Regions from separate parts of the Homo sapiens genome. Here region 2 is linked to region 1. Evidence: read pairs that join two places in POLR2A ChIA-PET (ENCODE). Cell type or tissue: MCF 10A. All regions are shown on one strand. Links, peaks and the distances in the headings refer to the core of each region. The heading gives the core; the rest is flanking DNA. Region 1 overlaps LINC01754 (long intergenic non-protein coding RNA 1754). Region 2 overlaps NCOA3 (nuclear receptor coactivator 3).

What was found. Peaks named below come from ENCODE experiments on the same cell type or tissue, not always from the same donor. Only the 100,000 strongest peaks of a DNase experiment are listed, where the experiment ranks them.
Region 2: POLR2A ChIA-PET joins it to region 1 with 5 read pairs; 2 of 35 experiments call an interaction of 5 or more read pairs at or near these places.

Annotation. Positions count from the first base shown.
Region 1 is chr20:47,389,577-47,394,956 of GRCh38, forward strand. All of the region lies in intron 2 of LINC01754 (long intergenic non-protein coding RNA 1754), which reads right to left. Among named protein-coding and RNA genes, the nearest start is that of LINC01754, 20 kb to the right of the region's middle. RefSeq lists enhancers at 2,442-2,571, 2,742-2,931, 3,192-3,241. In MCF 10A, for the core only: no CTCF peak of the experiment used is centred there; DNase peaks (open chromatin) are centred at 655, 2,655 and 3,295.
Region 2 is chr20:47,563,071-47,568,450 of GRCh38, forward strand. The region is part of intron 1 of NCOA3 (nuclear receptor coactivator 3); the gene reads left to right. Among named protein-coding and RNA genes, the nearest start is that of NCOA3, 64 kb to the left of the region's middle. In MCF 10A, for the core only: no CTCF peak of the experiment used is centred there; a DNase peak (open chromatin) is centred at 2,411.

The sequences.
Region 1 (5,380 bases), core at 184-5,183:
TTGTATTTTTAGTAGAGACGGGGTTTCACCATGTTGACCAGGCTGGTCTTGAACTCCCAACCTCATGATCTATCTGCCTTGGCCTCCCAAAGTGCTGGGATTACAGGTGTGAGCCACTGCGCCTGGCCAATTTTTTAATTTTTATATTTGTTTGTAGAGATGGGGGTCTCCCTGTGTTGCCCAGGCTGGTCCTGAACTCCTGAGCTCAAGCAATCCTCTGGCCTCAGCCTCCCAAAGAGTTGGGATTACAGGTATGAGTCACTGTGCCTGGCCCCAGACTCTCTTCAGTGGCCTCCAAGTTCCTCCATGATCTTTTCCTGGCCTCTGATTTCATCTCATACATTCTCTGCCTTCTTCATCATTTTGTTCTCCAAGAGTCTATCCCCTGCCACGCCCACACCACCCCCACCACTGGCACCTCTTGAATTTCTCAAACTAAGATTCCTTTCCAATGGCATATTGCGTGGGATTCTCTCTTCCAGTATCTGCACATGGCCAGTTTCTTTTCATCCATCTCAACTTAAACATCACAGGTAGATGCTTTTGTGCAAACACAACCTCCCTGTCCACTCTGCCCCACATCCACATGTGGCCTTGTCATGTGGCCACGCCTAGCTGCAAAGAAAGCTGGGAAATGTAATACTTAATTGGGCAGCTCTGTGCTTCCTTTTAGTCACATCCCCCAAGGGCAGCACTATCTTGATTACTCACCGTGACATGCGATTTACATTTACACAAATAGCCTCCGGTTTTTTTTTTTTTTTTTTTTTTTTTTTTTGAGACGGAGTCTCGCTCTGTCGCCCAGGCCGGACTGCGGACTGCAGTGGCGCAATCTCGGCTCACTGCAAGCTCCGCTTCCCGGGTTCACGCCATTCTCCTGCCTCAGCCTCCCGAGTAGCTGGGACTACAGGCACCCGCCACCGCGCCCGGCTAATTTTTTGTATTTTTAGTAGAGACGGGGTTTCACCTTGTTAGCCAGGATGGTCTCGATCTCCTGACCTCATGATCCACCCGCCTCGGCCTCCCAAAGTGCTGGGATTACAGGCGTGAGCCACCGCGCCCGGCCGCCTCCTGTTTTTTTTTTGAGACGAGTCTCGCTCTGTTGCCCAGGCTGGAGTGCAGTGGCGCGATCTTGGCTCACTGCAAGCTCCGCCTCTCAGGTTCAAGCCATTCTCCTGCCTCAGCCTCCCGAGTAGATGGGACTACAGGCGCCCACCACCACGCCCGGCTAATTTCTTTTTTTCATTTTTAGTAGAGATGGGGTTTCTCCATGTTAGCCAGGATGGTCTCGATCTCCAGACCTCATGATCCACCCGCCTCGGCCTCCCAAAGTGCTGGGATTACAGGCGTGAGCCACCACGCCCAGCCAGCCTCCTGTTATTTATACTTACTCTTCACTCTGTTTTGAATATCTCTTTTACTCCAATGCTGATGAGTTCCTGTCACCTGGATTCCAGGACTTGCCTCAGATCCTAGCCTTCCAGAAGCCTAGTTTCAGCCTTTTTTTTTTTTGAGACGGAGTCTCACTCTGTCGCCCAGGCTGGAATGCAATGGTGTGATCTCGGCTCATTGCAACCTCTGCCTCCCAGGTTTAAGCAATCCTCCTGCCTCAGCCTCCCTAGTAGCTGGGATTACAGGCGTGCACCACCACGCCCAGCTAATTTTTGTATTTTTAGTAGAGACAGCGTTTCGCCATATTGGCCAGGCTGGTCTCAAACTCCTGACCTCAGGTGATCCGCCCATCTTGGCTTCCCAAAGTGCTGGGATTACAGGGATGAGCCACCACACAAGGCCTCCAGCCTTTCTTTTGAGTCAATAAGCTACACCATATTCTACCAATATTTTTACTTGAGTCAGCAGTGGTTTCCTACACCTGCAACTCAAGAACTCTAAGGGTTACTGCCTCCATTGTTTGTTAAGGCACCACAAGACTTTGCTGAACTGTACATAATGCTTTAGGTCAATAAAATAATCATCATCATAATGACAACTGAGGAGAAAGTCATGATAATATCAACCTATTGAGCACTATGGTTTTTTTGTTTTATTTTGTTGAGACAGGGTCTCTGTCACCTAGATTGGAATACAGTGGTGTGATATTAGCTCACTACAACCTCTGGCTCTTGAGCTCAAGCCATCCTCCTGCCTCAGCCTCCCGAGTAGCTGGGACTATAGGCACGTGCCACCATGCCCCGCTAATTTTTTTTTTTTTTTAAGTAGAGACGAGGTCTTGCTATGTTGCCCAGGCTGGTGTCGAACTCCTGGGCTCAAGCTGGGCTCAAGCTATCCTCCTGTCTCAGCCTCCCAGTGAGCACTATATTAGTTAGCACATAGATTCTGTACAAAGATCAAGAGAGAACAGTCTACTTTATTTCCCATTTAGTAGTCCATCTATAAGGGGTTGAGAGCTATTTGGGTGGCTTCCTGTTCTCTGGCTGGGCCCCAGGCTCCTCCTATCTTGTTGCTCAGTGTCCTCAACACATGGCTTCCACCTTAGGGACCAAGAGAGTCACTCCAGCTCCTGCAGGAAAGAAAGGAAGAGAGAGGGAGGGCACTCTCTTTTCCATTTATGGTCTTGGTCCAGGAAGTTGCCTGCATTACTTCTGTTCCCATCCCATTGGCCAGAACCTTGTCATGTGGCCACGCCTAGTTGCAAAGAAAGCTGGGAAATGTATTATTTAATTGGGCAGCTCTGTGCTTCCTTTTAGTCACATCCCCCAAGGGCAACGCTATCTTGATTACTCACCATGACATGCGTTTTACATTTACACAAATAGCCTCCTGTTACAGAGTTCTTTGGTTTTTGTTTTCACTCTGTTTTGAAGATCTCAACACGGGTCTCTGTAAATATCTAGTCCATTTCTTCGGCTTCCCCATCTTCTGTGCATTCACCACATTTTACCAAAGTACTCTCCTAGCAATGGCCCCCATATGGCCGCCTCCACACACATCACTGCCTCTTCTCCCCAGGAAGGAGATGCCGGGGCATAGGCTATGTGGGTGCAAAACACTGCCAGGTTGCTCTCCCACATAGCAGCTGCCAGCCCACACTCCTGCCAGGTGCATGTGGGGGTTCTATAGTCCCATAAAAGGTATTTTATTCATTTTTGTCATGTCTATAGTTGGACATCTGTTGTTTTTTGCATGGCCAGCATCCATTCTTCTTTTTTTGGTCACTGTGCCCTAGCATTCTTTTGGGAAACTACCTTTTCCGTCATTCTCAATCCACGTGATTCAGATGGGACTGAATCTCTTACTTACTGGTGTGACCAGGTGATGACACACTGGCCAACAACCATCTAGCACCTCCCAATCAATCCAGTGAAGGCATGTGACTCAAACTGAATCAAATTAGAGCCAGGTCAGGACTCTCACTGGAACTGTTGGGAAAAGGGCTTTCCCTTTCTCTGTGGGTGGTTAAGCTAGAGTGGGTAGAGGCCAAGACTGCTATGATCTCAGGGTAGAAGCTACCTGAGGGTGAAGCAGGCCTCCACAGAAGAAAGTATAGCTGAGAGATGAAGAGTGAGGGTAATTCTCATACTGTGAGAACCAACCATGCCTGAAGGCGACTTGCACTAGAGCTTTTATAAGTTACATAAGTTTCATAGAGTTACATAAGCCAATAAATTCCTTATTTATTTATTGAGACAGAGTCTCATTCTGTCGTTTACACTGGAGTGCAGTGGTACAATCTCAGCTCACTGCAACTTCTGCCTCCCAGGTTCAAGTGATTCTCCTACCTCAGCCTCCCAAGTAGCTGGGATTACAGGTGTGTACCACCATGTCCAGATAATTTTTTTATTTTCAGTAGAGACGGGGTTTCGCCACGTTGGCCAGGCTGGTCTCACACTCCTGGCCTCAAGTGATCCACCTGCCTCGGCCTCCCAAAGTGCTGGATCACAGGCGTGAGCCACCATACCCAGCCAAATTCTTTTTTACACAAGCCAATTTGAGTTGGGCTTAGGTCACTCAAAAGAAGTCAGACTAACCCCACCCATCCTGGTGCTAGGCATACAGTAGGTCATAGGACAAATGTTTGTTTTTTCTTTTTTTGGTAAAGAAAGGCAGACTTATTAGAGAAAGTATGAAGATACACTGCATGAAAGCAAAGGGCAGCACAGCAGAGAAGGGGCTGTCTGCAAATGTTTGTTGAATGAATGAATGAGCCCATGTGTGGGAATAAATGAGACATGACAGACAGCTACCCAGTGATGTGTAAATATCCACAGTGAGTTATCCAGGAGTTCAGGTGAGGAGCACAGGCTTACTTATTTTGCTAAATATGAATTCTAAGGCTAAACAAGACACATGTGAGCTCATTCACTCATTGCACTCCAGTTTTGTTCCTTTTGCTTTCAGATAATCAGATCACGACAGGCGCCGGCCATCACACCTGGCTTATTCTTGTATTTTTAGTAGAGATAAGGTTTCATCATGTTGGCCAGGCTGGTCTCGAACTCCTGACCTTAGGTGATCTGCCTGCCTCGGCCTCCCTAAAGTGTTAGGATTACAGGTGTGAGCCACCACGCCTGGCTCTAAAAGGGTATCTTTTTTTTTTGAGGTGGAGTTTTGCTGTTGTCACCCAGGCTGGAGTGCAATGGCATGATTTCAGCTCACTGCAACTTCCACCTGCCAGGTTCAAGTGATTCTCCTGCCTCAGCCTCTCGAGTAGCTGGAACTACAGGCACACGCCACCACGCCTGGCTAATTTTTGTGTTTTTAGTAGAGACAAGGTTTCAATGTGTTGGCCAGGCTGATCTTGAACTCCTGACTTCAAGTAACCTGGCTGTCTCGGCCTCCCAAAGTGCTGGGATTACAGACGTGAACCACTGCACCCAGCCAAGAGGGTATCTTAAGACCCCACTACATTCCCCCTAGAGGAATAGAGACTAGATAGGCACCACAGGACCCTCTATTCTGCAATTTTCTAGGTATGTTTTATTTTGAGCTGATTTTTATGAAAAGTGAGTACTGAGAAATCCTGAGTGTGGATATTAATCCCATACATCTTACAATGATTTAAATTAAAATTAAATTTGAATTTTTTTGGTCTTTTACTTGAGTATTTGTAAAAAGTAATAAATGTATTTCATTTTAAAATTACCAGTGTTCAGTCCAGGTGCAGTGGCTCACACCTGTAATCCCAGCACTTTGGGTGGCCGAGGCAGGAGGATCACTTGAGGTCAGGAGTTCGAGACCAGCCTGACCAACATGGCAAAACCCCATCTCTACTAAAAATACAAAAATTAGCCGGGTGTGGTGGCACACACCTAGTTCCTGCTCCTCGGGAGGCTAAGTCATGAGAATTGCTTGAACCCAGGAGGTGGAGATTGCAGTGAGCCGAGATCATACCACTGCACTCCAGCCTAGGCAACACAGT
Region 2 (5,380 bases), core at 300-5,299, 170 kb after region 1:
GGTGCCACAAGCTTTGTCTACATTTCTCATACTTCTTTGTTTAGAGTACTGGAAGTAGATTCTGGATCGAAGACTACTGCTGGATGTTACGAATTATTTTCCTAATCTATCCTTTTTATATTACATTAAGGAGTTTAACATTTTGTAGAGCTTAAAAAGTTTTTTGGTGGCATCATTTTTGTTTTATTTAAAAATTACAACAAAATTATTTGTCATTTTACCACTTAAAAGTCAGTGATTTTGGGTGATGATAATGTGTCAGTGTAGTTTCACCAGTTGTAACAAACTCACCACTCTGATAGGGGATGTTTATGATGGGGGGAGGAGATGCATATGTAGAAGGAATAGATAGGCTATCTCTGTACTTGGTCTCAATTTTGGTGTGAACCTAAAACTGCTCTAAGAAATCAAAAAGGGAAAAAAATGGTACAGTAATTAAACCATGCCCTCAATTCAGTTGCATATTAAATTTGAGTGCAGGCTGGGCATGATGGCTTATGCCTGTAATCCCAGCAGTTTAAGTGGCTGAGGCATGGCTGGGCACAGTAGCTCATGCCTGTAATCCTAGCACTTTGGGAGGCTGAGGCAGGCAGATCACCTGAGGTCAGGAATTCGAGACCAGCCTGACCAACGTGGTGAAATGCCATCTCTACTAAAAATATAAAAAAATTAGCTGGGCGTGGTGGCAGGCGCCTGTAGACCCAGCTACTCAGGAAGCTGAGGCACGAGAATCTCTTGAACCTGGGAGGCGGAGCTTGCAGTGAGCCAAGATGGTGCCACTGCACTGTAGCCTGGGCTACAGAGCGAGATTCTGTCTCAAAAAAAAAAAAAAAAGAAAGAAAAAAGAAAAAGGCTGAGGTGGGAGGATCACTTGAACTCAGGAGTTTGAGACCAGCCTGAGCAGCATGAGGAAATCTTGTCTCTACAAAAACTACACAAATTAGCCAGGTGTGGTGGCATGCGCATGTGGTCCTAGCTACTTGGGAGGTTGAGGCAAGAGGATTGCTTGAGTCTGCCTGAGGGTGAGGCTGCAGTGAGCCATGTACTCCATCCTGGGGAAAGAGCGAGACCCTGTCTCAAAAAACGAAAAAAAAAAAATTTATGCACCTTTCTCCGTTTTTTTCCCCAAGTATGAGCAGATACATCTATATAAACATTGTTCTCACACATTAAAACAATCATGTTATTTTGCTTGCATTTTTTTTTTCAATTATTGTAGCATGGGCATCCTTTTAGGTAATTGTATATGGACATCTACTGCATTATTTTCAATGGCTATGTAATATACTGTTGTTGGATGTCCTTTATTTAGTCATTCATCTGTTAATTCAGCAAAGAACTATTGAGTACCTGTCATGTGCAAGTTACTGGGGATATATTCAACAAACAGAACAAACTGAAATCTCTCACCTCAAGGAGCTTGCATCAAGTTGGAGTTTATATTCCCCTATTGATGGTCATTATTTATTTCTCCTCTTTTTTTTTTTTTTAGGTAGAATATTGTAGTGAATATCCTTGTTATATTTTTCATCTTTGTTAAAACCCCAATTGGTATCTACATCTTTTGTATCTTGATGTACTTGTGCTGTATTTCTAGCCATGGACTTGTTGAGTCTAAAGGATATATGCATTTAAAGTTTTTAATTTTTGCCACAATACCATTTTCTTTATTTTACATTTCCTGAATGCTTGGAAGGGTTGTGCACGTTTTCATGTGTTTGCTGGTCATTTGTACTACTGTGAATTGCCTACTCTGGTTCTTAGTCCATTTTTCTTAGTAGATTGTCTTTTCTTGTCTGTTTTTCTTAGTAGATTGTCTTTTCTAATTTGTAAAGCTCCTATGTATCCTAAACTTTAATTCCTTGTTTGTTTATACACCAGAGATGTTTTCTTTCTGTTACTTAACTATAGGGTGGTGGTTTTTTTTTTAGAAGGAGTTTTACACTTGTTGCCCAGGCTGAAGTGCAGTGGCACGATCTCGACTCACTGCAACCTCTGCCTCGTGGGTTCAAGCAATTCTCCTGCCTCAGCCTCCAGAGTAGCTGGGATTACAGGCATGTGCCACCATGCCTGGCTAATTTTGTATTTTTAGTAGAGACGAGGTTTCTCCACGTTGGCCAGGCTGGTCTTGAACTCCTGACCTCAAGTCACACGCCTGCCTCGGCCTCCCAATGTGCTAGGATTACAGGCATGAGCCACGGTGCCTGGCCCCAGATGTCTCTCTTAATGAGTGGCTGAGCTGTATGTTTTTTTTACTCTCAGAGACATGGCTTTCCCTTATCCAGAGGCAGTGTCACTGGTAGGGAGGATCTCGATTATTTAGTCTTTGTAACTGCCCTGCTGTTTTAGATAGGTAGGGCAGGGCTGGGCACAGTGACTCACATCTGTAATCCCAGCACTTTGGGAAACTGAGGTGGGCAGATCGCGTGAGCCCAGGAAGTTGGAGATCAGCCTGGGTGACATGGTGAAACTCTGTCTCTACTAAAACCACAAAAATTAGCTGGGCATAGTGTCATGCACCTGTAGTCCCAGCTACTTGGAAAGCTGAGGCAGGAGGATCACTTCACCCTGGGAGGCAGAGGTTGCCTTGAGCTCTGGTCATGCCACTGCACTCCAGCCTCAGCCTGGGTGACAGACTGAAACCCTGTTCCAAAAAAGGAAGAAACTGAGGAGGGAGGTGGGGTAACATAGCTAGTAATTAGGACAGCTGGGATTTGAATCTTTTTTTCCTCCTTCCAGATCCATTGGAACAAGCATTATTTTTGATAATACTCCCATGACCATCCACTAACTTCTTATACTTCCTAAAAGTGATGTTGTATACTAGCTTTGTATGGTTCTTTCATTGACACCATTAAACCTAAGTTTAAAAATGAAGCATGTCATTCCCTCTCCCACCATTTAAAAATTTTTTTTTATTTGATGCTGAGTTTCTCTCTGTTGCCCAGGCTGGAGTGCAGTCGCACGATCTTGGCTCACTGCAACCTCTGCCTCCCGGGTTCAAGCGATTTCTGGCTAATTTTTGTATTTTCAGTAGAGATGGGCTTTCATCATGTTGGCCAGGCTGGTCTCGAACTCCAGACCTCAAGTGATCCACCTGCCTCGGCCTCCCAAAGTGCTAGGATTACAGGCGTGAGCCACTGTGGCTGACTTCTCCCACCCCTCCCTTTTTGTTCCCAGTTCTCATTGGTCTACAGTGTGAGTCCCAAGCTGGAATTTGGAAGAAGCTTGGGGCTATTGGACATAATGATAATAAAATAGTTAATTGATTAACTATAATTAACATGAATAATGAAATCCACCATTATATAGCGCTATCTGTCTGGAACAGTCGTGTGGTTGGTTCCTTTTAGCTCTTGGATTAAATGTTGTATCTTAGGAGAGCCCTTCCCAGACCTGAAATTACTTTCTTCTCCCTCTTCTTCCCCCTTATCTATATCACCTTATTTATTTATTTTTGAGATAGGGTCTTGCTCTGTCTCCCAGGCTGGAGTGCAGTGGTGCCATTTCAGCTCACCGCACCCTCAACCTCCTGGGCTCAAGCGATCCTTTCACCTCAGCCTCCAGAATAGCTGGGACCACAGGCACGTGCTACCATGCCCAGCTAATTTTTGTATTTTTTGCAGAGACAGGTTTTGCCGTGTGCCCAGGCTGGTCTTGAAATCCTGAGCTCATGCAGTTAACCCACCTTGGCCACCCACAGTGTTGAGATTACAGGCATGAGCCACTGCGCCTAGCCCTAATGTGCTTTTTAAAGAGTAAGCATAGCTGGGTAGAGTGGCGTGTACCTGTAGTCCTGAGTACTTGGGAGACTGAGGCAGGAAGATTGCTTGAGCCCAGGAGTTGGAAGCCAGCCTGGGCAACATAGCAAGACTGTCAAAAAAGAAAAAGAAGAAATTTAAAAAAGTACTATTAGTACTAACAGTTTACATGGTATAGTACTATGTATGTATGTATGTATGTATGTATGTATGTATGTATGTATGTATGTATTTTGAGACGGAGTCTTGCTCTGTCACCAGGCTGGAGTGCAGTGATGTGATCTTAGCTCACTGCAACCTCTGCCTCCTGGGTTCAAGCGATTCTCCTGCCTCAGCCTCCCGAGTAGCTGGGACTACAGGTGTGCACCACCACACCCAGCTAATTTTTGTATTTTTAGTAGAGATGGAGTTTCGCCATGTTGGTCAGGATGGTCTTGATCTCTTGACCTTGTGATCCCCCCGCCTCGGCCTCCCAAAGTGCTAGGATTACAGGTGTGAGCCACTGCACTCGGTTGTACTTTGTTTTGTTTGATGTAACATAAAATATTTGAGTACTTTTCTTTCTTTCTTTTTTTTTTTTAAAGAGCTAGGATGTTATACTATTGGCCCAGGCTAGAGTGCAGTGCAGTGGTGCAATCACAGCTCACTCAACCTCGAACTCCTGGGCTCAAGTGATCCTCTCACCTCAACCTCCCAAGTAGTTGGGAGTAAAGGTTCATGTCATCACACCTGGCTAATTCTTTTCTTTCTTTTTTGAGACTGAGTTTCATTGTTGTTGCCCAGACTGGAGTGCAGTGGCATGATCTTGGCTCACTGCAACCTCTGCCTCCTGGGTTCAAGTGATTCTCTTGCCTCAGCCTCACAAGTAGCTGGGATTACAGGTACATGCTACCGTGCCCGGCCAATATTTTGTATTTTTAGTAGAGACGGGGTTTCACCATGTTGGCCAGGCTGGTCTCCAACTCCTGACCTCAGGTGATCCACCCACCTTGGCCTCCCAAAGTGCTGGGATTACAGGTGTGAGCCACCGTGCCAGGCCAATTATTTTACTTTCTTTTTGTAGAGATGGGGTCTTTCTGTGTTGCCCAGGCTGGTCTTGAACTCCTGTCCTCAAGTGTTCCTCCAGCCTCACAAAGGATTGGGATTACAGTCATGAGCCACCATACCTGGTGGCTTTTAAGTCTTTTGTTAAAAACAACTCTGGCAGAGCAAGAAGACATACAGGCCACTATTTTGTTTGCTTTTGTTTTATAGTCAGTATTTCCTTTCAAGTTCTATTTTTGGCACAGAAGCTGCATTGGTCCTGGAAGAAGACCAGGCAACAAGCTGCTGTGGCTCCAGTTGAGTTTACTTTCCTTGACAAGTGAGGAATGCATTGGGTACTTGAATAAAACCAGGGAGGAATGATGGCACTTCCGTTGTGCCAGACCGTGGCAAGAAGCTAGGCAGCTACTGTAAGTCTGTACTTTTTTTCTGTTATCTTTGGAATAGTTCACATGGTAGAAGAAAAAAAAATACAGGCATACCTCAGACCATTGTGATAAAATGAATATTGTGATAAAATGAGTCACTAATTTTTTGGTTTCCCAGTAGATAAAAAGTTATGTTTACACTCCATT